Regions from separate parts of the Mus musculus genome. Here region 2 is linked to region 1. Evidence: chromatin loops called from intact Hi-C (ENCODE). Cell type or tissue: heart. All regions are shown on one strand. Links, peaks and the distances in the headings refer to the core of each region. The heading gives the core; the rest is flanking DNA. Region 1 holds the start of Zfp91 (zinc finger protein 91). Region 2 holds the start of Fam111a (family with sequence similarity 111, member A).

What was found. Peaks named below come from ENCODE experiments on the same cell type or tissue, not always from the same donor. Only the 100,000 strongest peaks of a DNase experiment are listed, where the experiment ranks them.
Region 2: it touches region 1 in a loop (2.2-fold over the local background); 8 of 42 quality-filtered maps call a loop at or near these places.

The regions. Positions count from the first base shown.
Region 1 is chr19:12,788,169-12,803,782 of GRCm38, reverse strand. Zfp91 (zinc finger protein 91) reads left to right here and starts at 7,660. Exons shown (of 11, transcript NM_053009.3): 1 at 7,660-8,799; 2 at 13,495-13,523. The coding sequence starts at 8,450. It overlaps Lpxn (leupaxin), which reads right to left and starts at 5,204. Exons shown (of 9, transcript NM_134152.4): 1 at 5,104-5,204. The coding sequence starts at 5,116. Gm44505 (predicted readthrough transcript (NMD candidate), 44505) reads left to right here and starts at 7,660. Exons shown (of 13, transcript NR_024093.1): 1 at 7,660-8,799; 2 at 13,495-13,523. In heart, for the core only: CTCF peaks have their summits at 6,442, 7,911 and 8,925 (motif pointing left); DNase peaks (open chromatin) are centred at 7,042, 7,552, 8,142, 8,972 and 1 weaker place; H3K4me3 peaks cover 4,583 bases; H3K27ac peaks cover 3,258 bases.
Region 2 is chr19:12,564,910-12,580,523 of GRCm38, reverse strand. Fam111a (family with sequence similarity 111, member A) reads right to left here and starts at 6,999. Exons shown (of 4, transcript NM_026640.2): 1 at 6,944-6,999; 2 at 3,354-3,434. It also overlaps the pseudogene Gm16274. In heart, for the core only: no CTCF peak of the experiment used is centred there; DNase peaks (open chromatin) are centred at 5,203, 6,173 and 7,153; H3K4me3 peaks cover 1,860 bases; H3K27ac peaks cover 1,402 bases.

The DNA of each region.
Region 1 (15,614 bases), core at 3,943-11,942:
GAAAATGTCTGAGGAGACTACATTTGGTATTTCCTATGGTTGCATTCAATTTCATACTCTCTCTACAATTTAGTTTCTGACATTCTAGGTATTGATTTTAACCAGATAGGGCAGATCTCTCTGTCTCTCTGTCTCTCTGTCTCTGTCTCTCTCTGTGTCTCTCTCTGTGTCTCTCTCTTTCTCTTTATCTCTCTCTCTCTCTCTCTCTCTCTCTCTCTCTCTCTCTCTCTCTCTCTCTCTCTCATGCAACTTTATAGAAGCAACTTGATTACAATTTTTCAAAATATACCAAGAAGTAAAACATTTTAATCCTGATTTTTTAGTCTATCTCAAGGGTTAGCCCAAACCATAACACAATAAATTGTTAAGTATTTTGGTGGTTTTGTTGTTGTTTGTTTTCTTGGATGTGGAGAGAAAAGGTTGAAAAAAAAACTAAAGTATTATACAATCAAGCAATATGTAACAATCTAAATTACTGGGACTTCTTTTGCAGTTTTCTTGGGAGAAAGTCAACAGACTTCACAAGAATTTTGCTAATACCTTTCTGTTGTAATGTCAGTAATCATGATTACAAATTAACCATGCCAATCATAGTATATGAAACCTACAGTTTGCATTTAATTATCCTACCACATTGAGGTAGAGAAATGGTAATGTACCGTTCTCATTTCATATAAAGGAGAGAGGCGGTGTAGTTCTCACAGGCTGCTGAGCACAGATCTCCAGTGAGTGCTATCATATCCCAGTCTCAACACTGTGAACTTGTACATTGGAGCTGCCAGTATCACCAGATTGTCTGAGTCATCTTAAGCACAGCATGTTCTCTGAAGGTCTTTCTTCATGTACATAATGAAGCAATTGGATGGAAGAATATTTTTTTTCAAATTGCAAGTGAAGATACTTGTGTCTTTTTGTTCGTTTTTGAACTTCAGTGGATTTTTAAAATATATATTACATTTTTATAAGCTTGCAAAGCATTAGATTGTACGATTTCTGAGGACCTGCCTAGCTCTGAAGTTCTCAAATAAAGAAAATGAACTTTAAATGTCATTGGAAAAAACATGCTCATGTATTTCCTATTTGGAGATCAGAGTTTTGCTCTGTCTAGTTTTTAAGAAAGGCAGCTATAAATCCAACCTAGAATTTACCAAGTAGCCCAGGATGGCCTAAAACTCAATGATCTTTTTGCCTCCACTTCCTGAATGTTGGGGTTTTATGGGTATAGCATCATGTACAGTTCAAAAACTGTCTCACCCCACTGTCTTCCCTCTTAACAATGCTGAACCCGGGAACTTACATACACTAGACAAGGTGTGCTGTGCCACTGAGCCACATGCCCAGACTAAGGATTAGTATTTCCCAATATTATAGGAGAAGATATAATTGTTTTGTTTTCACAAAAGAAATCTTCTGTAGAACTTGCTTAATCTCAAAAGTTTGACCTTCATATACCATTTTAGAAAGAACCAACCTGAACTAATAGCTTTAGGCCAAACTGTCCTTCAAGAAATAAACTGACAAGAAAAAAGAAAGACAGGCAGAAGGGGTACATATATATTAAGAGAGAACAAAGAGACATATAACTAATTTCAATTTAGATTATTAACTTTAATGTAAAAAATAAACCAGACAAGATTGCCGATAGCATTTGTTTGAGATTTTTGTGAATGTGTGATCAAAAATTTACAGGCAAGTGCAAAATAAATCCTTTTCCAAATTCAGATTCAGTGTTCATCATGAGTTTCATAAGCATAACAAGATAAGTTAAATTTTTAAAAGAATATTTAACACTGTATATAGTCAGTAATATTAAGTACTAATATCTCAGAAACTTGAAAATATTAACATTAAAATGATGTCAGATAATCTTAGATGTAATAATGTTATTTCATGATATTGAGGAAACGCCATTAAGGTTATTAGCTATTGTGGGTCAGATACTGTTAGTATGGTTGTTTGTAGTAGATTAAGACTGAATTATGTACAGATAAGAAATGTAATCATTGAAGTTTCTTAAAAACAATAGATTAATGGAAAAATATAAGCATATGAAATAAGACTGTCAAGAGCTAATGATTATTGAAACTGATACAAAGGGTGCAATCAAAGTCATTAAACTGTTATCTCCCATTCTGTATATATTTTAATTCTCCACAATAAAAGATCTTGGGAATGTTTTAGAGTAAATAAAACAGAACAACAAAGCCAATGTTTTATCTCAGACTCTAATTAGCCAGCCTCAACTCTGAATTTCAGAATTCCAACACTTTGCATGTTAGAATGCAACCATTCTCTTTTCTGTTTTCTAAGCTTCACTCCAATCAGAAATGAGAGTCCTTCCTGGACCAAGAGAACTCATGTATATTAAACATGATGGGACAGGAGTATCACTGAGCAGAGGATGTGAAGTTATCCTCGGAAGCATCAGCTCACCAAATCTATTATAACTCTCCTTTCTGCTCACGAGTTACCAGGACTTTCACTTCCTGTTTCCAATGAACACATATTTCACCAGCTCCTGAAGCTACTCCTTTGGCTTCATGCAGACTCTAAAATTTAAATTAGATGACTAATTTTGGTGTGACAAATATGAGATTACTGGCAGTGAAGTCTCTGGGCGTCTCCATGTGTTAGAGTCATCTCATCCCTAAATTGAGAAGATTTAGGTAAAACCTTCTAGGTGAATACATGCTACTAACATCCAAGGCAGTATTGCATAAAGGAAATATTTGCCCACTTGAGCCAGCCTGTCCTTGATAAAATTTCTACACAAGTAGAAAGAGAAATCCACCCCAAGTCTTGGGTTTGGATTTTAGTCCTGTTGCTGTTTGTTAAGGCAGGGTCTCATTCTAGCCCAAGCTGACCTGGAACTAACAAGGTAGCCCAGGCTGACCTTACACTGTGGCCAGTCATTCAACCTAGTCTCAAGTGCTGGCTGGGATCGTGGGTACAAACTACTGTGCCTGGCAGACACTACCTGCCTTTTGTTTCATTTTGGTTTTTGAGACAGGGCCTCAGTACATAGCCCTTGTTGGGCTACAACTTGCTATGTAACATAAACCAGACTGGCCTCAATTCATAGAGATCTATCTGCTTCTGCCTTCCATGTCTGACTTTTTAAAGATAGGATCGTACATAGATAGCCTAGGCTGGCCTCAAATTTTCCATACAAACAAAAATAACCATTAGTTTTTGATCCTCCTGCTTCCACCTCTGGAGCATAAGGATTGAAGGCAAGCAACACTACATTCCATGCAAATTGTTACAATTTGAAGAGACCATTGAGGGGTAACTACTAGCAGTTTATTAACCTGTAGCAAATTGGATTATCTACAGTCAGCTTCCAAAGTTGCTTATTTTCTACATTTCTGAAAAAGATTTCCTTAACAACTATGCTACTCAGAAATTCTTTAAACTATACATTTTTTTAAAATGTATTACTACACTGGCCACCAGAACAAATACACTTCTAATATAAAAGAACAACCTGTAACATTACCATTTAATTGTACTTAGTGTCAGGTGCTCCTGAGAGTGAACAAGATATTTTGGGTTTTCATTATTTAAAGAAAAACAATAATACCTATTTCAGAAAACTGCTGCAAACACTAAACTTATTTACAGATTTTAAGTTTTCCCAATATTAATTGCCCTTTAACTTTTTGAACTAATATTGAATTAAATGTAGAATGTACTTTGATATTGTGATTAAGGCTGTATTTTGGACTTTGATATAGAACCCAATTCTTTTTTATATAATATTGGTTACTTATTCTTTGAGAATTTGATGTGTGTGACCTATAAAATAAAGCAAAACTAAGATCCTACCTGAAAAAAAATGGTAAAACTCGATGAAGAAATGCAAATTTCCTCCAATACCCACACAGGATATGCATTCATCAAATTCTCAAAGAATAAATAATCAATATTATATAGAAAAGAATCTGGATTCTATACCAAAGTCCAAGATACAGCATTAACCACAATATTGAACTACATTTTACTGACAAAACAGTTAAGGATTTATTTAAAACACCCTTTTTTCCCTCAATAATTTCTATTCTCTTCTTTGTTCCTCTGTTTCTCCAGTTCTTAAAACACAACCCCAATAATTATTTTTAATGACAATGTACAAGCTTTGCATCTTATTATTGTTGGAAGTTTTTGCATAGCTACAAACACAATGTGGAATTAATACAGCTTGAAAAGTGGGTAAAAGTAACTTTGTGTAGCGATAACAAAAATAAATAGGTGATACAGATAGATGGATGGATGGATGGATGGATGGATGGATGGATGGATGGAAGGACAGATGGGCAGGCAGGCAGACAGGGAGGTATGTAGATGATAAAAAGTTGCCAAGGTATATGAAATGAGCCCCAAGGAGACAGACTTTACAGCTCCAGGCTTTTTGACCTAGGTTTCTCTGGACACAGTAGCCCAGCGGCACTTCTACTGACGTTTTCATTACCTCAGAGTGAAAGGATGGACTGTTTTTCTTGAGAAGCAATCTGCTCCTTCAAGATTTCTCTAAATAAAAAGCAACAAAACCTACTACAGTGATGGTCTACCTGTAGTCTAACAGTAAACTACAGAGAAATGAAAGCACTCTGGCCCTTTTGCAATCTCTACAGACCCTTTACACTGCTCGGTCATTTCACTGTCCTTGCACTATCCTCCCTTTCTCCTGGTTTCCTTTTCTTTCTTCTCTCCTTCCCTTCCTTCATTTAATGTCTTCTTCCTTTCCCATCCTTTTTTTTTTTTCTTCCAGTATCATATCTCCAAGCTGTAGAGCTGCCCTATGACCTCCAGTAGCTGCCAAGGGAAAAGGCACTTTCAATTACAATTCCTTCTGTTTCTTTGGCTGTCTGGTCTCAACGCTCTGCCAACTGTGCCGCTGCAAACAGCAACCCCATAGCTCCCCCAACAATGATAGTTCCTCCTGCCTCACTCTTGTTTGAATTGAGGACAGAAGTGAAAACAAAAATCTTTCAGTCCTATCCTCAGTTTGACTAGACCACACTTCATCATTACAGATGGGGATGGATGGCAGCCAGGCCCCCACTTCCTTAGAGCATCTTCTCCAAAGGCCCCTTCACTCACCCAGCTCTTCCATTGTCCTATACCTGCGATGCTCTAGTCTCGAAGATTGTGAAGAACTTTGTTGGCATGTGGTGAAGAAGAGGACCACAACGGAACTGAATGAGACAGTGCGAAGCAGCCTCTGTGACCCCTTTTGGTTCCTGTATTTGCTTAGCACTTCCTCACTTTTGATTTGCTGAATACTTTTTCTTTTCTAGTAGCTCAGGGTTTTTTTTTTGTTTTGTTTTGTTTTGTTTTTTGGTTTGTTTTTTTTTTGGGGGGGGGTTTTATATGTTTGTTTGTTGTTTTAATTGTGCTAACAGAAAAAGGCAGGTTGTGCAAGATTGAAGTTTTGATGCTACATTGGCCAAGGTGGCTATAAAAATTGAAAGTTAATTCTTTTTTTAATTTAAACACCTACTGTATTCAAGGGCTTATCTTGAACACACATAGAAATTTTAGGCTTATACTTAAAGAGTTTTCCAAGTTTAAGTTTCCCATTGCCCACTGCAGGCTATTTTCTGTCTCCTTCCTTTTCTTTCCTTCTCTTCCTCCTCCTTTTCCTATAAAACTAGAAGACCATGGAAGTACAGGTCCTTTCTTAAAATTTCTGATTAAATAGCATCAACTTCATTTCACTATTTGTACTTACTTAGTACAGCTGACCTCACTTCCCATACAAACTGTGATTTTTTAAAACAGACGTTTTAATAATTGTGTGTGTGTGTGTGCTCATGTAGGCATTCATAAGTTGTAAGAGTAAGAAAGCGCTCTCCTTGTACCACTGGGGTCCCACAGATGAAATTCATCAGACTTTTCAGCAAAGTGCCTTTATCTGCTAAGCAATCTCACTGGCCCAGATTATAGATTCTTTAAAGTTGAAGAGAAGTGGGTTCACTTTTGAATTCTCTGATCCTGGTTTATCCAGTTATTCAACATTCAAACGTCTACAGAATAAGGAAGAATCAATTGAGAAGATTTAAGATACTGGGTACTAAGCTTCCAGAATCTGAATTACAATTCCTGCTCAGTTCACAATTTCTCCAAAAAGGTGAGAGAGGTAGATTTTTATCTTATTGTGCCTTTGTTCATCTCAAAAGGAAACAAACAAACAACAAACGCATTTAACAGAAAATTGCCTAGAAAAGGCAGTATATAAAGAACTATAAGTATGGCCCTGTGAAGTGGGTTTTGTCCCAGTGTTTACCAAGAGACTAACAGGAATAGGGAGTAATAACTGGCTAGAAGAATAGAATAAAGGGATAGTTTTGTAATGATCATCTTTTAAAAGGAACAAGTCATTCATTTTACTAAAACCTTTTTTAAGAGGCTCGCTTTTTGTATTACTTTAAGCAGCCATTGGATGTCAGTGCTGTTCCAAACGTGCTCATTGCAAACAGCGCTAGAAAATTCATTCCTACTGATACCGTCGGGTTTTAGAACTGAAAAGGACACTAATCCTTTGAAAGCGCAAAACTCGGTAGACTATAAAACATTTGCCTTATCTGTGTGGCAAATGAGCCAGATGCTGGGAGGAAAAGAAGAAAGAAAAATGAACTTCTTTAAAAGTCTAAAATTTAATGGCTAATATAAAATTCTGAATCAGATTTCCAAACTTTGTATCTTTCCATACTGTTGTGTAGATTTTAACTTAAGACGTTTGCATCTTCGAAGTGTAAGGAGTCTCCTTGAAAGTCGTTTCCTGGTTGCAATGTGTAAAAGGCAACCCAAGGAATGCAAACAATGTTTAAGAGGGAAAGAAATGCATACAAACGTATAAGAGGCTGCATTACCACCAGTTGCGGTTTGAACGATTGGAAAGCCCCCTTTCCCCATCAGGAAGGTACTTAGCTGTAAACGCTAGTCAGAGCTGCTATTATGACTGTGTTTCCTGTGCCGCAGAAACATCTACAGACCGCAAAGGCATTCAGCCTCGGGGTGGAGAACGTGAGCGACAGCTAACTTATCCACAAAAAAATCAGTGAGTCACGCTAACCGGCTCTCCAGCTCCAGCACCACAGCCAACGGCAATTCCGTGGCGCCCCATCCCTACCAGGAAACAACTTTACACTTCGTCCTACACGTTTTATTAAAATTAAGTTGACAGACGCAGAACGAGTCCCTAACCTCCTGGGCTTCACAAGTGAGAGGCTCAACACAAGATGGAGGAATAAAAAGGAGCGTAGCTAACAGGTCGCAGAGGAGGCGTCAAATGACCAGACCGAAGTAAGTAAAGACTATGACGAGGGCACTTCGGAGCACTTACACAAAAAAAGATTAAAAGAAGTAGGATTCTCTCCCAGGGACCCCTAGCCTGTAATTGGCTCAATATTTTTGCCAGTTGTACGCAGGCGTCGCGACCTAACCCGGAAGCAATGCCTCGCTAAAACGTAATCTCAGACCTCAGATAGACGCTCCCAGCCTTCCCTCTGCCTCTAGTTTCCCATGATTTCTCTGGAAGCGCAGAGTAAATAGGACTACGTCTCCCAGAGTGCCCTCGGCGAAGTTGGCCCTGCGCGTGCGCCTCACGACTATCCCGCGCTGTCCCCTCGGCCCCGCCTCTATCCTATCGCCGCCATTTTTTCAGAGACTTTCATCCGGCAACGGACAGGGCCTTTTTTTTCTTAAAGGAGAAGCTGCAACTCAAATAATTTACCACTTCTCCCCTCGAGAGCTGGCGGCGCTGGGGACAGAAAGGCCAGAGCAGGAAGGTGGGGGTCTGGGTGGAGGCGGGATAACGTCCAGGCTACTTCTTAGGCTAGTAAGAACCCTTGAGGGGACAGCGGCGCCTCCGGGAGGCAGGTGCGCGCGCAGCCGGCAGGGGGGTGCGCGCGCGGCTGAGAACGGTGCGTTTTGTCCTCGCCTCCGCCCTCGCCAGCCCTGCCCCTCCCACCGCCCCTAGCTTGAGCCGAACTCCAAAGTGGGGGGGGAGAAAGGTCACTTTGGGATTGTCGCGAGACGCAGCCGTTTAACGGTGAGAACGGGCGCGCGGGCAAGGAAACCTCGCGCTCTCCCTCGGAGCCGTTTCCTGATTGGTTGGAGGAAGGGGTGGGGGAGGGCACCGAGTGCGCTGCTGCGTGTGAGACCGCGAGGGGCCGGGCCAGGGGGGCCGATCCTCCCCTCCGATTGGCCCGCTGCGTGTCCGTCCGGGTGCGCGCGTGCGCGCCGCCGGCGGTCGCTGGCTTGAGTGGCAGGGGGCGGGTGGGGGGGGGCGCCCTCGGAACGGGCGGAGGGGCGGGGGGGAGAGAGGCGCTCCGGAGTGAGGGAGCCGGACGCTCCGGGAGCCGAGGGGGGCGGGGGGAGCTGCGCCGCGGGCGCCGCCGCCTCCACCGCCTGGGACGCAGGGGTGGGGGACGGACGAGCCCCGATGCCGGGGGAGACGGAGGAGCCGCGATCCCCGGAGCAGCAGGACCAGGAAGGGGGCCCAGCAGCGGCGGCCGACGCGGCTTCGGAGGAGCTCCGGCCCGGCGCGGCGGCGGCGCCGGCGGCGCCTGCAGAGACCGCGAGCAGCCGCGTGCTGAGGGGAGGTCGGGACCGCGGCCGGACCGCTGCGGCCGCCGCCGCCGCCGCTGCCGCTGTGTCCCGCCGGAGAAAGGCCGAGTATCCCCGCCGGCGGAGGAGCAGCCCCAGCAACAGGCCTCCCGACGGCCCAGGGCATCAGCCCGCGGCCGCGAAGCCCCCGTCTCCTGCTCAGGGCAAGAAGAGTCCGCGACTCCAGTGAGTAACAGTCTTTGAAGCGTTGGGGAAGACCCCCCTCTAGTTCTCTCTCCCCTCCCGGCTCCCGTAGCGCCCGCTCCACGTGACACCCTGCTTGCTCTGCCCCCTGCCGGCTCGGCACGCCAGATGTCACGCCGCTGGCGGCCGGGCTCCGGCTGCTTCACTGCCTGTGGCCGCCAGCCCACGCCCGAAGTCGCCCAGTGCAGGCTGCACGCCCTCTGCCTCCCGCCTGCTCGGTCCTCACTCTGGCTTCTGCACCCCCTTTGTCAGCCTATCGCTTCCAGTGTTACATCACATCCCCGTTAGGAAATCAGCCGCACCATACTAGCCCTGAAGAGTGTTTTTACCTGTTCTTAACTTAGCATTCGAGCCACTTAGAAAGTAGCCTTCCTCGCCCTTCTAAATAGTCTGGTCGTCAGAGGAAAACACCGTTGTGCAAATTACAAGTATTTTCTACAACTAAACTAGATGTGTAGTTCTTTTTACTAGTATATAAACTTTTTCTTTATGCGGATATTTTAACGTAGGTACTTATTCTTAAAATTACATTGATCTGAATTACTACTTTGAACTAATTAGAGGCCCTTAACAGATGGCCAGGAGCAAAAATATTTTAAATTGCTCATTAGAGTAATGCTTAAGAATAATTAAGTACATGAGTTTATAAGTTACACGTTTTAATCAGATTAGTTATTCACTGTTTAAGAGTATTATGTCACTTGATTTACAAGTAAGAAAAAGACAGAAAATCAAAGAACAGGAATTTCGGTTTCAGATAACCTTCAACCTTCCAGTAGAGACAGTGCAAGGGCTTGGCTTACCTTAGACCTAGAAAATTTTTAAAGCTTAAAAACAAGCTTGCTCCAGAATTAAATCTATGACTTAGAACAGTTGCATGAGACACTTCAGGAATAAAATCCAAGTGTATCATATTTTGCTACAAGTGTTTTCCCGGGTTTTGAATGTGACTTAAGGAAGTTAACTTCTTTAAGAAAACTTGGGAACTATAGTTCTGTGGAGAGTAAAACTGTCCTTACAAATTTTTAAGCTGAATTGAAAGTTGTAACTGCTGTATGTACATTTTTACAAAAATCTTAATGTATTTAATCTCACAAACTTGAAAATATGTAAACCATTAATCTTAATTGGGCATAAATTCCTTAGGCAAAATCTTTTAACCTATGTGTCCTCTGTACACAGTTATATGGGGAATTACCTCTATGGCCTGAGTTTGTGTGTGTTAAATAAACCACACAATGTCTTACACACTAAAATAATAAATTCAACTTGTTATTTTGAGGAGTGATAGCCTAACAGAGGCAGGAGTACTTTATAGTGGTGTTTTTGTATATATTTTGTAGTGTTGTGGTTTTATATTACCTTACATAAACCTGCCACTTGAGAGTTAAGTACATCTGAATCAAGTGAAATTATACCTAGAATAGTGTTTAACTTTTCCCTACATCGTAGGAAGTGCTAATGGACCTTGAGTCTTATAATGCAATGGTAGAAACAGTTGATTTTGGATGAATATGATTACTTGGATTAGTCTTTTGATCACTGTTTTTCTTGTGAAGAGGAAGAAGCAGTCTTAATGTTCCTTTTCGTCTAGTACTATAGTTATGGTGATCTCTACCTCCGTTTGCTTTCAGACTTATCCCTTGCTCATGTATTTACAATTATACCATTTTATCAGATTCTTAAAAATTAACTTTCATTGTTTTTCTTGCACATTTCACTTATTCAGTGGCCCACAAATCAGAGAGATGTCAACACATACATTCCAGCTTTGCAGTCGTTGTTTGAAAAGTAACTAGGGCTAGTACTGTTACTCCTCTAGGGTGTAGAAGGCTGAATTAGATCTGGCCTTGTCTTCAAGGACCTTGAAGGAAACATTGATTAGTACTCATTTGGTTTGCAGATGTTCTTTGACAACACATTTTTTAAATTCATATTCTATTTATCCTTTGAGACATGCAGTTTTGAGTGTCAGTTTACTGAACTCTGACCTTGATTAATCTCTTCCAAATAAAATGACATTTAAAAGGGAGATGAGAAATTTAATGCATTATTAAATTATTATAATAAATTTGTTCTTTTCAGATCCTTTTCCCTCCCTGGTTAACTTTTCACTCACTTTCCCTATCCCTGCTTTTTTGCCTACAAAATTCTTATAACCTAATAACCTATATTTTTCTTTCAGTTAAAGAAATAGCCAAATACATAAAATCATTTAAAATATCAAAAACATAATTTGGATTAACTAAAATTTGTGTTATTAATGGAAGACATGTTATATAGTAAAGTAAAGCTTGAACTTGATGTTCAGGCTGAAAATTTGATGTCTCTGCTTATACTGCTCATTGGCTTATGACCATGAGCAGCAAGTCACTAGCATCTTTAGAGCTATTTCCTCTTTTGAATTTTGAGTTTGTGGCAAGAGCTTTACAGCTGAATAACAGGTTATACTTTAATTGACTCTATAACAACTTGACATTTTTGAGACTTGAGAATACATAATATGAATTCAGGAAAATAAAAATTACAGAAAATGTATTCAGAAGAAAGGCATCAAGTTAAATGTTAGATGCATTATACACAAAGACCTAAATAGCTAGTAGTTAAGAAGATAGATCCAATTTATATGAAGTTTGTGCTATTCAAAAATTAGCTCATTGTTTGCCGTATTTTAGTTATGATCCTCATTTCACTTGTGGATATGCTTCAAGAAACGGGAGGTATAATAGTTTGAAGGTTGAGGATATAATTTTTTCCCCTTTGGCTTGTTTCTTACAGTTTTTGGGTTTTTTTTTTTTTTTTTGGTGTGTTTGGTTGAATTGGATTTTATGTTTATTTCTTTCTTTGAAGACAGGGTCTCACTGTGTAGTCCTTGCCTAGAATTTTGTATGAAACCAAACTGTCCTCCTAATCGACATATCTTCTGTCACTTGTCCTCAGTCTCTCAAGTGCTTTGATTAAAGGCATGTACCACCATGCCTGGCTTTTCCACTCCCCCACCCCACCCCGAGACAGAGATTCTCTGTATAGCCCTGGCTGTCCTGGAACTCACTCTGTAGAGCAGGCTGGCCTCAAACTCAGAAATCCGCTTGCCTCTGCCTCCCAAGTGCTAGGATTAAAGGCGTGCTCCACCACTGCCTGGCTCCATTTTTTAATAAATTAAAATATCCATGTGCATACAGCAAAATCAAATTAAGACTAGCATAGGAGGCAAAATGTCTTTATTCACTTTATTCTGTGGTATAAAAGCAGATATCTGCATTCCAGATTTTAAACTCAACAAGTAAGTCTTAAAATGTAGTTGTTGGAAAGTCTTTTTAAACTACTTAGATTTGAATATTTTTAAAAGTCTTTAGGATCAGTTGAGTGACACATGAAGAAAAGTGTTTTAATCTCTGATATATGGAGTTTAGGGTTCTTTGTGGGGTGGTTGTTTTCATCAAAAGTAGTAATAAACCTGTAGGTGGCATTTCTTGGTGTTTCCCTTGAAGGGTTGTGGAGAAGTATGGATGAAGTGGTGAATATTCTGAATTGACAAACACAGCTCTTTGTTTCTAGAAGGCTGCGGTTGCACAGCACTGGAATCCTAAGTGGTTGGGATCCTAGGGCAGTCGGGATGGTAGTAGAAACATTGAATGATTTCAAAAAACATTTCAGGCATCCAGCAAGTATGTTTTTAGTGCTCCATTTCCTAAAGTGAAGGTGGTTCACAATTGGCTTGGGTCAGTTGGGAAGTTTCTAACAGAATAAAGTCATCATAGTACTAAGCTTTTTAAATTGAGGTAAAAATCACAGCTGTTCTCTCATAAAACATCTTTTAGTTAAGTTTATTTGCAGTCTTTCTGCTGCTATACACTATGTTGATATCTTTATGATTAAAAATAGGAAGCCAGTTTACTTCTGAGTTTGGGAAAGGGATATGGAATATATAATACTTTATCTACCAGTTACATGTGATAGAAGCCATCCCAAATTAAAGTCGTAGGGATCTCTGTTTTTTAAGGCTTATAACTTTGAGCTTTTTACTTGTATTTAATTTGTAAGCTATAAGTAACATTTATTTCAGATATGTATAGATTGCCTTTTTAGAGGTTTATTGGATTTGGTGATCAATTTTGAGGACTCTTAAAATTCATTGAATCTTTTTAGGGAGATTGTTCAATAAATACAAAGTAAAGGAAGTGGTGTAACAAAACCTCATTATTCAGCAGTGAGTGAGAGTTACTGGCATTTTACTATACCTACTTGGTAGCATGTCTCAGATGTCATTTCAGTCTTTCTTACTATACTTGTATAAAATAAGCACATTCATTTTCTTTCATAACCACTTTTAATAAAATTAGCAACATTTTCCTTTTTTTTATGTTTAAAAGCAACTATTTCAGAAGATAATTCTGTTTCTTTACTGTTGTTTATGGTGGCCACTCTGTAAGTTTACGTTAATCAACATTAAAAAATTTGAGTTCCTTGGTTACAGTAGCTATTTCAAGTGATCAGCAACCACATGGGGATAGTATAGATAGGGTATTTCTACCACTACTGAAAGTTAGGCTTTGCTTTGAACAACATATTATAGATGCTTTCTTTATTATTCTGGAGATGAATCTAAAATAAATACTTGTGCTTAAAGGAAATGTACAAAATTATTCATTTAACATGACTTTTTTTTTCTTTCAGGTGTATAGAAAAACTAACAACTGATAAAGGTAAGATCCATTGATTGTTCTGTAGTCTAACAGAAAGGGCGCTGCACCTAAGCCTGATTATTCAGTGTCCTCCATTCAGAGGGGACTTGATGGAGTAGGCCTATTGGAGAAGTTGGAATCTATTTAGAGGACAGCAAGCAGATTTGAACAATACAGTGCCTTCGAATTTAGAAAATCAGTAATAGGTTCTAATTTAAAGGCCAGTCTGAGTTTTAAAAGAAGTAACAAAAATTGTATGTAATAATAGTAAAGTGTAGACAAATAACTGGTGAACTAGTAGTTAGAAGAGTGCGCAAAGTGTGCTAAGATTTTAACTTGAATAGTTTAGTGCCTGTATTCATGTTATATTTGTGCATATAAATATATGACATTTTATATTTCTGTAACTTAAATGAAGTTTTCTTTATGAAGTATGCTTTGCAATTGTTTAAATCACATCTAAAACTTTGGTTTATATTTGAAAGAATGGCAGTGTGATTAGGAATCAATAACTTGAATTGGTGACTTTTGTCAAATTTCTTCCTTGAGTTTCTTTTCTCTGATTCTTGGAATGTAAAGCTAATATCTCAAATACCAGGTAAAAGTATTAGATAGAGACATGATAGGTATCTTTGGGGGGTTGTTTTGGTTTTGTTTGTTTGTTTGTTTTGTCTAGCAAGGTTCTTGTTACTGTTTGGAAGGTGTTAATATCTGCCATATGTGGAAGGTCTGTTCCTTATTCAGAAGTCACTTTGGAGATCTTACTACCCAGGGAAAATGTAGCTTGGTAATGAGAACTACAGTAGTTTTTACTAAAAGAAGTTTTGTTTGCTTTTGTTTTTGATTTAAGAAGTTGGTTTCTATCAGATCTGAAAAGAGTTTTCTAAAAGAAAATTTTGGACTACTTATGGAGATGATTTTTGCTTGAGTTGTTTAATCTGGAATTGCTAGCATGATGGGTTACTGTGCTGTTGAAAAAAGGTTTGTTTATATGACTCTGTTCATAACTTTGCCTTTTTAACGCTTTCTAAACTTCCTTTTCTTTATTGTATTATCTGTTGCTATCTATATAAGTAGTAACATAAGAACCTTGCCATCCAAAAATTACACAGTATTTCGCTTTACATTCCAAGAATCAGAGAAAGAAGCTTGAAGAAGGACTATGACAAAGAAATAACCAATTCATCTCCCAAACTTGGTAGCTTGTAGTGTAACAATTTATTTTCCTCTACTGTATTTAGTCTTTTGAGGGAGGAACTCCCTATTTTTCAAATTGGCATGCTAATTCACATTTCCATCAGAAGTGCAGCATTCTTTTTTTCCTAGGTCCTTACACTTAATCATTCTTCTTGATAATAGTTTGAGTTGACAATTTCATTGTGTTATCAGTATTTATAACCATGGGGGTTTTGTTTAGTGTTTCTAGGTGGGCATATGGCGTATACTTGTAAATCCAAGCATTCAGATGTCTTAGAAGGATTACCACTAAATTCCAGTCCAGCCTCAGCTACAAATGTAAAACCTTGTCTCCAGCAACCAAGAACAACAGAACCTAAATTTAATACCCACAGCCTTTAACAAAAAGTTTGATACCCAGTTCCAGTATCACCTACCTGGGGGTAGTATCATCCTATTTCACAAGTCGCTCCCACAGAATTGTTAACCACTTCCATTGCCAATTTCAAGTCCCTGGTTTTTCTACTAGTGCTTTCTACCAATACCGTTTTCTACATTGGACCAACAAATTTGCTAGAGTGGTTCATAGGACATGAAAAACAGAATATAAAGGAAATATGAAAGGATTTAGATGCATAGGGCAAGGAGTATCAGCTGAAAAGGTAAAGAGCATCCATACCCTTTCTGCCATGATGGACCACCTTCCAGGAACCTGTGTTCACTCAGTCCAGGCTTTTTGAATTTTTCTGGAAGCTTTACTGAGTGAAATGGTTGATTTAATCACTGGTTATTAGTGGTTAGCCAACTTAGCCCTGGACTTCCTGCAGGTAAAGCGAAGTTTCAAATATTCAATCACACCTTAATATTTAATGTTTACTGTCCTAAAGCTACCCAGAAACTACTAGTCTCAGTCTTTTAATTGGCATACAAGGACAA
Region 2 (15,614 bases), core at 3,609-11,608, 220 kb after region 1:
GGAATGAAGAGAAAAACAATTCCACTAAAATCAGTTACAAGACAAGGCTGCTCACTCTTTCTATCTACTCAACATAGTGCTTGAATTTTTCTCTAGAGAAATAAGACAACTAATGGAAATCAAGGAGATATGAATTCAAAAGGAAGAAGTATCAACATATCTCTTTTGTAGATATGATAGTTCATATAAGCAACCCAAAAAAGTCTACCAGGAGCTCCTACATGTGATAAACACCTTCATCAAAGTATCTGAATACAGATTTAACAACAAAAACAACAACAAAAAGTAAAACAGTACCCTTACATTATATAAATGATAAACCAAGAAAGACATTAAAGAAATGATACTCTTTACAATAGTCACGAATAATGTAAAGTATGTTGTTGTGACGCTAACAAAACAAGTTAAAGACCTGTATGAGAAGAAATTCACACCTCTGAAGAAAGAAACTGAAGAAGATATTAGTAGATGGAAAGATCTCCTATGTACATAGATCTATAGGAGTAACAGTAAAAATGGCAGTCATAAAATCTTTCTACAGATTCAAGGTAATGCCCATAAAATTTTGAACACAGTTCCTTATAGACCTTGAAAATCAATACCCAACTACATATGGAAAAAAAAACAAAAAACAAACAAACAAACAAAAAACAAACAAGGATAGATAAAACAATCCTGTAAAATAAAAGAACTTCTGGAGGTATCGCCAACCCTGATTCCAAGCAATAGTAATAAAATCTGCATAAATGTGTATTGGCATAAAAAAGTGGTTGATCAATGGACTCAAGTTGAACATATAGAAGTAAATCCATATACCTATGAACTCAGGATTTTTGATCCCCCCCCCCAAAAAGCCAAAATTATACAATGTATAAAAGAAAGCATTTTCAGCAAATGGTGCTGGTCTAACTGAATGCCTGCATGTAGACGAATACAAATAGAGCAATATCTATCACTCTACACAAAACTCAAGTCTACACGGATCAAAGAACTCAACAAAAACATAGTACAATAAAACTTATAGAAGAGAGTGAGGAATATCCTTAAATGCATTGGCAAAAGAGAAAACTAATTGTGTAGCCACTAGGCCAACAATTAATAAATGGGACCCTTATGAAACTGAAAAGCTTCTGTAAGGCAAAGGATATTGTAAAGAGAACAAAACAGCAGCCTATAGACTGGAAAAAGATCTCCACCAACCCCATGTCTGACAGAGGATTATCATCCAAAATATATAAAGAACTCAAGAAAGTAGACAACAACAAAGCAAATAATCCAAATGAAAAATGGGGTACATCTAGATCTCAACAGGGAATTCCTTTTTTGTTTTGTTTTTCGAGACAGGGTTTCTCTGTATAGTCCTGGTTGTCCTGGAACTTAGTTTGTAGACCAGGCTGGCCTCGAACTCACAAATCCGCCTGCCTCTGCCTCCCGAGTGCTCGGATTAAAGGTGCACGCCACCACACCTGGCTTCAGGGAATTCTTGATATAGGAATCTCTCTAATGGCTAAGAAGCACTTAAAGAAATGTTCAACATCTTTAGTCATCAGGCAAATGCAAATCAAAGCAACTCTGAGATTCCATCTTATCCCTGTCAGAATGCTCAGAATGCCTAAGATCAGAAATTCAAGTGACAGCTCATGCTGGAGAGGATGTAGAAGAAGGCAAAATTCCTCCATTGCTGGAGAGAGTTCAGATGAGTACAACCACTTTGGAAATCAATTTGGCAGTTTCTCAGAAAATTGGGAATAAACTTTATACCTTAATATCCAGCTATACCACTCCTAGACATATACTAAAGGACATACCACCATACTACAAAGACACTTGTTTAAATATGTTCATAACAGCTTTATTCATACTAACCAGAAACTGGAAACAACCTAGATGTCACTCAACTGAAAAGATAGATAAAATATACTACATTTACATAATGGAGTATTGGATGGAATCTAATGGGAACAGAACCAGGAAGGATCAGTCAGGTCAGGGAAGGACAGAGAAAGGGAGTACTGGGAGAGAGAATTAGAATCGGAAGTGGAACTGTGCAACTAACTAGAAATGTAGGGCAATCGAACCTCCCTGGAATCTATGAGGGTGACCCTAGTGAAGACTCCTAGCAATGGGGGATATGAAGTCTGAACTAGCCATCCCCTGTGACCATGGAAGGCTTTCAGTGTAACAACTGGGACCCCAACACAGTCACAAAACATTCAACCTACAATTTGTCCTGCCTCAGAGATATTCTGGGGTAAAATAGGGGCAGAATTTGAGGGACTGGCCAACCAATGACTAGTTCAGCTTGAGACCCATGCCATAGAAGGAGTCCACCCTTGACACTGCTAATGATATTCTGCTATACTTGCAGACAGGAGCCTAACATAATCATCATCAGGGAGGCTTCATCCAGCAACTGATAGAAACAGATGCAGAGACTCACAGTCAAGCGTTAGGTGGATATAGGGGAATCCTCTGGAAGAGGCAGGGGGAAGGACTGTAGAAGCCAAAAGGGTCAAGCACACTACAGAATCAACTGGCTTTGTAGGGGCTCAGAGAATGAACCGTCAATCAGAGAGCATTCATGGGACAGCCCTAGGCTTCTCAGCATATATGTTACAGTTATGTAGCTTGCTCTTCATGTCAGACTCCTAACAGTGATAGCAGGTGCTGTCTCTGACTCTGCTGTCTGCCTTTGGGACCCTTTCCTCCTATTGGGCTGGCTTGTGTAGCCTCAGTAGGAGAAGATGCGCTAGTTGTACTACAACTTGATATGTTAGGTTGGTTGATATCCAAGGTAGGCTTACCTTATTCTGAAGAGAAAAGGAGGAGAGGTAGATGGGGAATTGAAGGTAGAGGAGGTAAGGAAGGACTGGGAGAGGAGCAGGATTGGGAACCTATGTAAAATTAATTAGCTAGTTGTGTATTTAATTAATTAAAATAAATAAAAAGTAAGACCTGAAACACCGGCCAGGGGAGATGAACTGGGTGGGTCCTAGGTCCTATCATTCCCCTTCATCTCTGCCTTGCTTGTCTCGGGACTTTAACAGTGCAAGCAGATAATTTATCTGCCAAGATAATCGCTCAAATAAGAAGAACAGAGCATCACGTGTCCCATGAACATGTCTTGCACTGTACCAAACACTATATATACCAAATACAAATCATCTGTTTTATCTAACCCCCACCACTGCCACAGAAAGCAGGTTCTATATAGATTTTGTTTTGGGAAAAGGGTATTCTTGTCAAGGGAGATGGTGCATCCAAACCCACAGATGGAAATAAATGGAGAATTCAGATGCAGATACCCTACAAAGGGTTTGCAGCTTGGAAACTCAAAATTATTTTCTACTTACACTGATGTTAATATCTGCTGTTGGTTTAAAATGGAGATGATAAGGCCAGGCAAACAGGCATGAAGAGAACTGAGTAGTGGTCTGAAAACAAAAGAAATTGGTAAGAAACATCAAAAAGTAATATGGAAAGTTTATCCAACTTAGTTACTGCTTTAGGTCCTTTGTTTGAAATGGCACTTCTCCCTGCTGTCTAAGCAAAAGAGGAAAAAATGGTTTAAATGACATACTGACACCACTAACAGTGGGAGAGGGGACTGTTGCCAACTCTGTTTCCTGCCTTTGAGGCCCTTCCGGTGCTAAGAACCACTAGACCATATGCCACAAAGGAGAGCAAGCTTGTGCTTCTTCAGTAGGTCACCATCAGAAGACACAGTCAAGGAATGAGTGCTGTAGGCAGTGAACTGATAAGTTTCCATAAGCTCCATCACATAGTTCTCGGAACCTTGCTTTAAAAGTTTCAGTTCATTCTACAGAGCTCAAACTTCTATTCAAAAATCACAAAACTCCAGTGAGGATATCTTGGAGAATTTATATTTACATTATTTTCTAACGAAAAGACAAGAAGGAGGTGGAAACAGGAGACGACCATATAATGAAATTCCAAATACCTATCATATACCAAATAATTTTTCTTTGTAAGTTTTTTCTCATACACACACACACACACACACACACACACACACACACACATGTGCGCACGCGCGCGCGAGCGAAAATATATGTTCTTGTTTTTTCTGAGACAATGTCTCATATAACTCAGGCTGGCTATGGACTTTTGAACTCCTGATCCTCCTGCCTCCACTTTTCAACAGTCTGGATTATAGATATGTACTATCACATCTGCCATAAGCGGTACAGAGATTCAAATCCAGGGCTTTGTGAATAAAAGGTGATCGCTCTAACAGCTGGGCCACATATGAAACCCTGTAGTGTGTTTTTAACTAGTAGATGAAAGTCACACTCAACAAGTTAGGATTGTCTTTTTGTACAATTGCAGTGCCAATTTATTCACATCAAAATGCAACTAAGATACAGACATCACCTTTATTTTTTTTTTTTCCTTTAAAACATGTCTTGTTTTGTAGGCCAAGATGACCTCAAACTGGCCACCCTCCTGTCTCACCCTCCTCAGAGTTGGGACGAAAGTGAGCACAGCACACCCAACTTAATTATGCATTTTAGTCGTGTTTCCATCCATGTAGAAAGTGATCAGACGAAAACAGAAAGGTTGTCTGCGGACAGCCACCCACGGCTTGCTTCTTTTCTCTATGTGTAATTGAAGCACATACCCGGTGGGAGCCATGTAAAGCCTGTGTCCATGATCTTAACCCCTCCATTGTAGCACCTGAGTCCTAGATTTCTACCAGTAACTGCTGCTAAGGAGCTAGGAAGGATGTCTACTAGCCCCCCTGAACTAGTTCTGTGTTTGTGAAAAGCAGAAGCAACTAAAAATATGGCAGGGACATCCTATGAGAATTTGCACAGCAGGGTGAATGCCAAGAGTACGGGCTTAGCTTAGGCAGCCATGTTGGAGCTGCAGGGACCTGGGCTTACTGGCTGGCTCCTTCCTTTCTTTTTCTTTCTTTTTTTTTTTTTTTTTTTTTTGGTTTTTGGTTTTTGAGACAGGGTTTCTCTGTATAGCCCTGGCTGTCCTGGAACTCACTTTGTAGACCAGGCTGGCCTCGAACTCAGAAATCTGCCTGCCTCTGCCTCCCGAGTGCTGGGATTTTAAAGGCTTGGGCCACCACCGCCCGGCTACTGGCTACTTTCTGCCTCTTCCTCACCCTAAAAGGAGGGGCAGAGTCATCCTCATCTGCTGTGAAAATTGAACGGCCATCTGTGAACGATTACTCAGAGAATATTCCTGCTAGTGCTGGGATTGAGGCCAATATTTACCCACAGGGACACGCCTTGGACTTAAGAAAATGATAGTGCATGAGTACTTGAGGAACTGGTCTGGACTAGCTGATCTTGGTGGGCAGAAATTTCTGTTCAACCAGAAAAACAATGTGAGGTTCCCTGTCTGTTGATGGTTCATATTGTAAAATATAAAAGCTAACAGAAAGAAATATGAATTTGGCAGTTCACAGGCACATGCTTAAACAATTCTGAATCATTCCATATCTACCCCCACACAAACGATTTTCGGTATTCATGCTGGGTCATATTTTATTAGAATGTGGAGGAGGATCAGGTTAAAATGTCCACAGCCAGCCTGAGTTAAATGAGACTTTGTCTCAAAAAAAAATGGTGGAAATATCCTCTAATACAGAATTATTTGCTATATGATAGGTATTTGGAAGTTCATTGTATGATCCCCTCCTTCGTTTGTTTGTTTGTTTGTTTGTTTGTTTGTTTGTTTTTCGAGACAGGGTTTCTCTGTATAGCTCTGGGGATCCTGAAACTCACTTTGTAGACCAGGCTGGCCTCAAACTCAAAAATCTGCCTGCCTCTGCCTCCCCAGTGCTGGGATGAAAGGTGTGCGCCACCATGCCCGGCATATGATCCCCTCCTGCCTCCACTCCTCCTTGCTTTTTCAGTTAGAATGATGTGAATACAAATTCCTCCGAGTATACCACATTATAATTTGAGAAGACAAAGTACTTACATGTACTATCTTTCTTTAGTAGAGCAATAAACCAATATGGCCTGTACCAAGTCCCATCCTCGGTCTCCCTAACAGTTTCCTGGAATTGCTTTCTCCATCTTCTTCCCCTTTCTCTTGCCCCCTTTTTCTTTCCCCTGGCCTTTCTCACTCTCCCTATTTCTGAATAACGCCCTGCCCCACCAAGCCCCTTTAAGCCTCTTTCTGGCTTCTGAGCCACATCCGTCCCTCCCTATTGCCTAATAACTTCCTCTCCAGCCCCTTGTCTCCCTCCCCCACCTTCACTTCCCCCTCTCTTAAAGGCGCTTATTTTCTGGCTAGCCATGTGCACATTCTTGCCTACTTACTTTTCTCTCAGAAAGGCTTTCCAGAGGCAAAGACCAGAGCTGATCTAAGCCTGCCTCTTCCTACACTACCACATCATCAATACCAGCACGCTGAGGCTAGAATGCTGAAAACAACCCTGGGCTCCCTGGGTCCTTCAGATGGGTTAGCCCTTCTGCCTCTGTCCCAAGGGCTTTCCAGCGCTAGAAGTTCCCCCATGCCACCAGTGTGCCTGAGATTTCACCCACTCTTCATTTCAGAGTAGCACAGTTTGTTTATGGACCTGCCACCTTCCCTGGCTCACAGCTAGGACCAGCTACACTTGAACCCAACATCTAGCATTAAGTCTGCTTTTGGGAGGAAACCGTCACAGTGCCCTTAAAGAACACTAAAGATGACTGGTATTTTCTAGTCCTCAGCAGAACATACTGGGTTATGTTGATGGAAACAGCAGACAAATCAGGTTAATGTAGTAACCACCTATTCGAATATGGATAGCTTCCACTCCACCTGCTAGGCAAGCCTGAGAAAGAAATCAGTATTTGTCACTTGTGTATTTTTATTCCAAGATGAAATAGACTTGCTAAATATATTGGTGAATATTTGCTGCACACCACATTCTGACATGAAGAAATTAATCTTAAAGTGGCTTTTTACTTACTGGATCTTTCCACTCTATGGCAGCTTCGCTCCAGCCGCTGGAATCCCGGGTCTTTTAGAAAAAACAGAACCAGACTGTCATTTGACGTCTTTGTTCAGAGGGTGGAGAGACTGCGGATTGGTCCTTTCTCTGAACAGCAACCAGCTGTGCTTCAGTCCATTGGCTGCATTCAGAGCGCGGGACTGGACCAGAGCAAGCGCAGTGTGCATCCGCCCTGGTCTCTAAGGGCCGCCTAGTCAAGGAAGCCCGCCAATCGAGTGGGTGTGGTCCTCTACTCTCCAGGGATCTCCTTTTAGAGCCTAGTCAAATGAGGTATGCTAACTGGACTCAGTGGGAAGCTGAGGAGCCAGGACTAGATCTGGGTTCCCTCCTGGTTTCAGGCAGGTCCAGGGATTTTCTTCCAAATAGCAAGAGAGACCAGGGCAGCAGGTTAGTGACATGCTTTCTGGCTGCAGGCAGGAAGAGAATGAGCTAGGAGGAGGAAGGCTGGAGGACTCAGGGCCTTTCTAGGGGGTAACATCCCCACAGCAGACCAGCTTCAGTACTTGAACAAATCAGAAAGAAGCTGCAAATCCTTGTCAAAGACTCATTTTTCAAAAATGTATTAAATTTATTATTTGTGTGTAATATGTGTATGTGTGTGTATGCCACATGTCACAACTTTCAGGAATTCAGGCTCTTTCCTACCATGTGAGTCTAGTGGATCAAACTCAGTCAGACTTGGCAGCAGATGCTGAGTCATCTCGATGACCTAATAAATTGATTTTTTTCCAGATGTGCATCATTGGGAGTAAATATTTTCTACTCATAAAGAGAGTGTCCACTCCAGAAATATGAGCTGTGATTAAAAAGGAGGAAGAGGAGGGAGGGAGCCAGGCAGGGAGTGGGAAGAGATTACTGGGAGACACAACTGTTATGGGGCAAGAAGGAGGATGCTTAGGGCATGGCTAAAGAACTAGGGCAGTGGAAAGTCCCAGGAATCTATAAGGGTGACCCCAGCAATGGGGGATACAGAGCCTGAACCAGTAATCTTCTATAACTGGACAAGATTTCCAATGAACAGTTTGGGACACTAACCCAGCCACAAAGCATTCTACCTACAAATTGTCCTGCCTACAAGATAGTCTGGGGAAAAGTGGTGCAGAAATTGTGGAGGTGGCCAGGGATGACTGGTCCATCTTGAGACCCATATCATGTGAGGAAGCCAACCCCTGACACTACTAAAGATATTCATTCATACTTGCAGACAGACGCCTAACATAATCATTAGCAGAAAGGCTTTACCCAGCAATGAATGGAAACACAGATGCAGAAACCCACAGCCAAACATTAGGAAGAGCTTGGGCAATCCTGCAGAAGAAAGGGAGGAAGATGGTAGGAGTCAGAGGGGTCAAGCATACCACAAGAAAACCCACAGAATCAACTAACCTGTTTCCATAGCAGCTCACAGAGACTGAGCAGATTACAACTATTGCTACCACCTTGGAGAACCCAAACATCTCTGAAAACCTAAAACATATATCTAGCTATATGCTCTTTTCCACATCTACCACACCCCAGAGTTTGTAGTTCACATAGATTCTAGAATGGTTTTTAACAATGTAAGTCAGTTTACATCATTACTCAGTCCCACAGTCTCCCTCTAGACTAGATTTTACACATTTGTGACAAAACTCAAGACTTCCTGTGGCCTACCAGATGATTTTCACATGCATGTGCTAGCACAGCTGTGGCGTGGTTCTTTCTAGGGTATATTTTATGTTCAGAAGAAGTGAGATGATTTTAAAAACATTGTCTGCTAAGAAGGGAATTTGTACAATATTCACTCCTGGATAGTTTCTTCATGATATTATGTAACTCATACAGAGAGTCAAATGGGAGCCATCTGAAGACTGTTTACGTTTTAAACACACCCACCTTCCTTATTTCAATAGCAATTAGACTGCCTATACCAGATTGCTTCTTGGGTCCATTTGCTTGGAAAATCTTTTTCTAGCCCTTTACTATGAAGTAATGTCTGTCTTTGATGTCAGAGTATATTTACTTATTATATGCAGCAGAATGATGGATCTTGTTTTCACGTCCATTTTGCTAGCTTGTGTCTTTTTATTGGGAAATTGAGTCCATTGATATTGAGAGATATTAATGACCAAATGATTTGTAATTCCTGTTATTTTTAAATTGATCGTGGTAGTGTGAGATATTCAGAGCCTAATACTCTTAGGCTCTGTCATGGCAAATGATTGTGTCCTCTGAAACTAAAATGTTTTTTATTATATCAAAACTGCAGATAAATGCCATGCATTTGAGGTGCAATGTCAAAACATTTTCTTTTTTTTTTCTTGTGTGTGTGTGTCCAGGTTTTAGAAAGCAAGGCATCAAAATAGCTAGAAAATCCATGACAAGTGGAGATGAGTTTATTTCTCTCCTACCCTGTAACAGCAGGCTTGAGGAACACATGTGACACGTCTTTCACTTTCAGTTCATCAGGCAGAAACAGTGGCACAATGCTGTGATCCCATCATCACAGGGTACAGAATAGAAGATTGTGAATTTGAGACCAAAGTGAACTGTATAATACTTCAAAAAGGGAAAAAACATCCTTTTTAAAGAATTCTATATTTATCCAGAAATATTTAAATGTATGGAGGTCTATTACCATATTCCCATGTTTGCAATAAGGGTGTTTCTGACGAAATCTAAACTGCAGGGATGCATTTTGAGAGACTCTGCCTGGACAGAGAAGATTTATATTGCTTTGCATTCTTCTTTCTGTTTAACGGAGAATGTTACTGTCATTACAAATGATGACAGCCTTAATTTTTAACCAAGCTCCCACTTTGCTAATTGCATGACTAGCTAGTGACTTTGCTGATGTGCAAACCCGTTGACTGTTGGCATCCTTCTCATGATGGATATGACTTAGAGAAAATGAGTCTTTTAGAGAAACTAAGACAGATTCTGTCTTCGTTTCCTTTTTCTATTGCTTTAGTGAAATACCCCAACAGAAGCAACTTAAAATCAGAAAGGTTTGTTTGACTCACAGATTGCTATAACCCCTCATGGGCAGGAAGTCTCAGCAGCAGAACCTGGAGAGAGTGATGTTGCATCTGCAGTGAATAGTAGAGAGCAGTTCAGGCATGCTCAGCCCCCCTCTCCCCCCATCAACATAAACAATACAGGGTTTAACCTAGGGAATATTGCCAGCATGTCTAGGCTGTTTCTTACCAAAATTTATGTAATTAAGAAACCCACATGCATGCACAGAGACCCATCTCCTGATGACTCTAGGTTCTTTTAAAGCAGACTATAAACAATAACGGTCAACACTTTTTGTTTTCATTGAGACTTTCCTCCTTACAGACCTTGACTTATGTCCTCTCATTTCCCTCTTTCCTGGTTCTTAAGATAAAGTTCTATAAAAATGGGAGATGATGGAAACTTACGAAAGAATGTATAGTCTACCAGGAGTCATCAAAGAGGAGCTAAAACTAGCAGGTGATCTTCCTCAATTGGTTCCACCATGAACTGTTAAAGTTATTGATGGATTTGCTTCTCTAGGCAAGACCAAGAATATTACATTTTAGGAAAAATTCCTGCTATTAATATGATTTTACTATTATTATTAAATATATATAACAATCCCTAGGTGTTAGCCCACCCTTTTGAGCAGAACTTTGCAGAAAAACAAAGATGTAGTAATCTTATAGTGATGCTATGTAGGTCTTAATTATTAATGATGATTATATAAGAATTCTTGAAATAATATTAGTAATTATTAAGATATTTTATAATAGGACTGTTATTAAGTTCTCTCTGATGTCAAAACTGCAGTGAGAACTCTGCCAGTCTTCAAGACTCATGAGTTAATTGCTTATGAGATAGCAAGAATACATCTACAACTTAGAACACATTCCAAGAGGTTGTAAAGCCACTAACCAAAAGTCATAAAAAGGGAACTAACAGTTTACTATAGATGCAAGGACAGAAGATAAAATATCAACTGAGTTTATCTAAACAAAAATGGGGACAATGGGGAAATGGAAGTGAAAGAGATCTCTAGTAAATATACATGGCCCCCCATTTGAGACAAGGGCATCCATCTTCAAAATTTTAACCCAGAATTGTTCCTGTCTAAAGGAAATACAGGGACAAAAATGGAGCAGACACTGAAGGAAAGGCCACCCAGTGATCAGACCAACATGGGATCCATCCTATGCATGTAGCCCAAGTCCTGACACTATTACTGAGGCCATGTTGTGTGTGCAGACAAGAGCCTGGCATGGCTACACTCTAAAAGGCTCTACCAGCAACTGATTGAGACAAATGCAGATGCTTTCAGCCAACCATTGAATTGAGATCAGACGCCAATATGGAAGAGTTGGAGAAAGGATTGAGGGTGCTGAAGGAGATGGCAACACCATGGGAAGAATAACAGTGTCAACTAACCCAGACCCCTCAGAGCTCCCAGAGACTAACCCCAAAACCATGGAGCATACATGGACTGGTTCATTTCCCTGGGCACATATGTCAAAGAGGACTGCCTTGTATGGCCTCATTAGGAGAGGATGCCCTTAGTCCTGTGGAAACTTGATGCCTCAGGGAAGAGGGATGCTGGTAGGGGTGAGATAGGGGGTGGGCAGGTGGGAGGCACCCTCTGAGAGGCTGGGAGGATGGGATGAAGGACTTGGGGAGAGGGAACCAGGAAGAGGGACAACTTTTGAAATGTACATATATAAAGTAATTTAATTTTAAAATGCCAAAGGATATAACCAACACCAAAGGCCAAAAGACCACTTTCACCTGAGAAAACTTGGCAAGATCAGACTCCTCCCCCAAATATGAAAAATACCTTTGGTGTGAACCATAGGAAACACACACACACACAAAAACATGAAATATGTGCTCATTCATGGGGAGTACATTCATGGGACAAGTAGCTTATATGCACAACTCAACACTCTCAGTCCTGCCAAAGACAAGATAGAAAGTCAATAGGGCAAAGAAATGCTGGTGTGGCAAAGAAGAAATTGAAGGATACACAAATCATGCCATGCCCCTCTGCTGTTTTCTAGATGGCAGCTACATAGTCATTGCATTTAGTCAATGTAAAAGTAAAACAGAGGAAAATAAACGATTGTTTGAACCCCAGGACCAAGCATCTACCAATTGTGTCCAATTTTATATTCATGCAAGTTTGGAAGAAAAAGAAAAGGGTTCTGAAATGTAGAAAATTCACAAAGAGGGGAACAAACTGTTGTCTGTGGCTTCAAGGGAGAACTCATCAGGGACTCTGAGGAAGGATGGCAGGTTTTGTTCCTTCATAGAGAGTGACCACTGGAAACACATTTTAAAAGCAGGACAGCATCTTAGAAAACACTCAACAATACCACTCTCCTATTCCCAAGCCCTTCCCCAGAGCTCCCAGAGACTAAACCACCAACCAAAGAGTAATTTGAAAGGGACCCATGGCTCCAGCTGCACATATAACAGAGTTCTGTGATGTTGAACAAAAGACTAACCTACATGCAATTTCAATTTTTTTATATGTAATGGAGGACTAATAATAGCTTCCGTTGGAACTGAACAAACTATGCAAGTCTATTGATATGAAAAGCACTTAAAATGTGCTACAGAATAGCATATACCTACACTATTCATTTATTGCTTATGTGTTTTTTGAAATGTTTTTGAGTCCACGAGAATACTATATCTGATGTCATGCCCCAGCATGGTTTAATACAGAGGTATTGAATACAGGTATTTCTCCCATCCTCAAATGGTGTTTGTTTTTGTAGTGGTATTCAGCACTACTAAACAGGATAATTTGCTTTAAAGATACCAATAAAAATACTCTTCAAACAAAACCCCCAATTAGTAAACTTAATTATCATTTTGGGTTTCTAATTATCATTTTGGATCAGCTTTCTTGATTTCTTTTTTTATACTTGTTTCAAACTTCTTTTGTTTCCAAGGTTTACTGGCTGTTTTCCTGCCTGTTTCATGCATGTTTATCATCCCTCACCTCTATCTCAAATGGGGTCCAGATTTTTGGATCAGGGTAAGCAGGATGTGTTTTTCAACTCTTCAACTGCAAAAAAAACCTTTACTAATATATGCATATGGCTATTCTCTCCATTCCAAGCTGTGAGCATGGGTACATCAGGACAGAGAGTTACACATAAAGCAAAAGTCCGGATAGGACATGCTTTCCACAGCAGCTGTGGAAGTTAGCAATCCGAGAGAGTTTCTGGTAGGAATTTGGTTCAAAGCCTGACTCCTGGAGCTCTGCCAAGAAGAATTTACATTATGGTTGGTGGATAAGCTCCTTACTAACTTGGTGTTCAGGGGCTAGCAAGGCCAGAGCTGAAGGGGAAGTGAGAGAGAAGAACTCAGTCAAACGGTTCCTCTGTATAACGCACAACAGCAAGGCCTGTGGTGCCATACAGAAAGCTGAGCCACCTGCTTTATCAGCTAGTCCCCAGGAGCAGTAAGAAGGGCAGGCCACAGCTCCATTTGATGTAAGGAATAACTCAAAATTTAGAATGCTTTCTTGGTTTTTGTTTTTGTTTGTTTTGGGTTTTGGTTTGTTTGTTTGTTTGCTTGCTTTGAGACAGGGTTTCTCTGTGTAGCCCTGGTTGTCCTAGAACTCACTTTGTAGACCAGGCTGGCCTCGAACTCAGAAATCTGCCTGCCCCTGTCTCCCAAGTGCTGGGATTAAAGGCATGCGCCACCACGCCTGGCAACCAGCAATGCTTTCTTAAAGTGTGTCTGTAAATACTAATTTAACATTATAACCATAGTAGCCTTGCTCTTTCCATCTCCTGTGACACGTAGATTTTCCTGACTCAACACTGACTCCTTGTGCATACTCTGAAACCTCCTCCGGCAGTTTTATTCTTTTTTTTTTAAATTGGTTATGTATTGAACAATCACACCTACATTAAATTAACAGTTCATTAAAGAAAAAAACATACTATCTGAAACAGTAACAAGTAAGAACTAAGTAAACTGATGAACATCTGGAACATGGACTTGTAATAAGGACATTTGGTAGGTCACCAGACCCTACAGGGTTTTTTGCCTCCTAAGAAATGACCTGAGTGTCCTAACTCCCATCTTCCCACGAACTCAGCAAGCCTCATTTGCCCCTTTGCCACAACAGATGGAACTGCATAACCAGGAGTTTTGGCTTGCCCAAGCTGGCCTTGATGTAGGGGCAACTGGGGTTCACTTCCACCCTCCACCCTAAGTAGGCTCTTTCCCAAGTGGCCAATTCAAAGCTGGACAGTAGCAGGTTCCAGGTTAAAATCCCTAAAAGGGCCTTTTCAAAGCCCTATCCAGTCATATGTTCTAGGATCCTTGTCCCCTGTAGAGCTAATTCTAACTCCAGATAGAGAAACCTGGAAGGTAGAGCTGACTCTGACCCATTATTTAAAGTGGTTGGTCTTGCAAGAAAGAGTAAGGAGTAGAGGGCAAGTGCAGGGATATTGGATGAGGGTGGGGTACTGGAAGCCACCTATATCCTTTTGCTCTGGCTGGTGGTTGGTTGGCTGTGCTCAACACTACAAACTGCTCTTTCTGTAAAAAGTCAATCCACCCGTGACCTAGTGACCTTGTTTCCCCTTAGGCCCAATTAGTTAGGTGCCCTTCTCTGCTGGCAAAGATCCATTTTATTTCTGGGGCTTGAGGAAATTTTCATGCTGAGAGAACTGGAAGATCCAGCAATACCACTCCCGGGCATATATCCAGAAGATGCCCCAACATGTAATAAGGACACATGCTCCACTATGTTCATAGCAGCCTTATTTATAATAGCTAGAAACTGGAAAGAACCCAGATGTCCCTCAACAGAGGAATGGATACAGAAAATGTGTTACATTTATACTATTAAAAACAATGAATTTGCCGGGCGTGGTGGCGCACACCTTTGATCCCAGCACTTGGGAGGCAGAGGCAGGTGGACTTCTGAGTTCGAGGCCAGCCTGGTCTACAAAGTGAGTTCCAGGACAGCTGGGGCTACACAGAGAAACCCTGTCTCGAAAAACAAACAAAAAAAAAACTAAAAAAACAATGAATTTATGAAATTCTTAGGCAAATGGATAGATCTGGAGGATATCATCCTGAGTGAGGTAACCCAATCACAAAAGAACACATATGATATGCACTCACTGTTAAGTGGATATTAGCCTAGAAACTTAGAATACCCAAGAAACAATTTGTAAAACTCATGAAACTCAAGAAGGAAGACTAAAGTGTGGATACTTCATTCCTTTTTAGAATGGGAAACAAAATATCCATGGAAGGAGTTGCAGAGACAAAGTTCGGAGCTAAGACTGAAAGAAGGACCATCCAGAGACTGCCCCACCCTGGGATCCATCCCATAAACAACCACCAAACCCAGACACTATTGCATATACCAACAAGAGCTTGCTCACAGAGCCCTGATATAGCTGTCTTGTGTGAGGCTATGTCAGTGCCTGGTAAATTCAGAAATGGATGCTCACAGTCATCTATTGGATGGAACACAGGGTCCCCAATGAAGGTGCTAGAGAAAGTATCCAAGGAGCTGAAGGGATCTACAGCCCTATAGGAGGAACAACAATATAAACTATCCAGTATCCCACCCCTACCCCCGCAGCTCCTGTCTCTAGCTGCATATGTAGCAGAG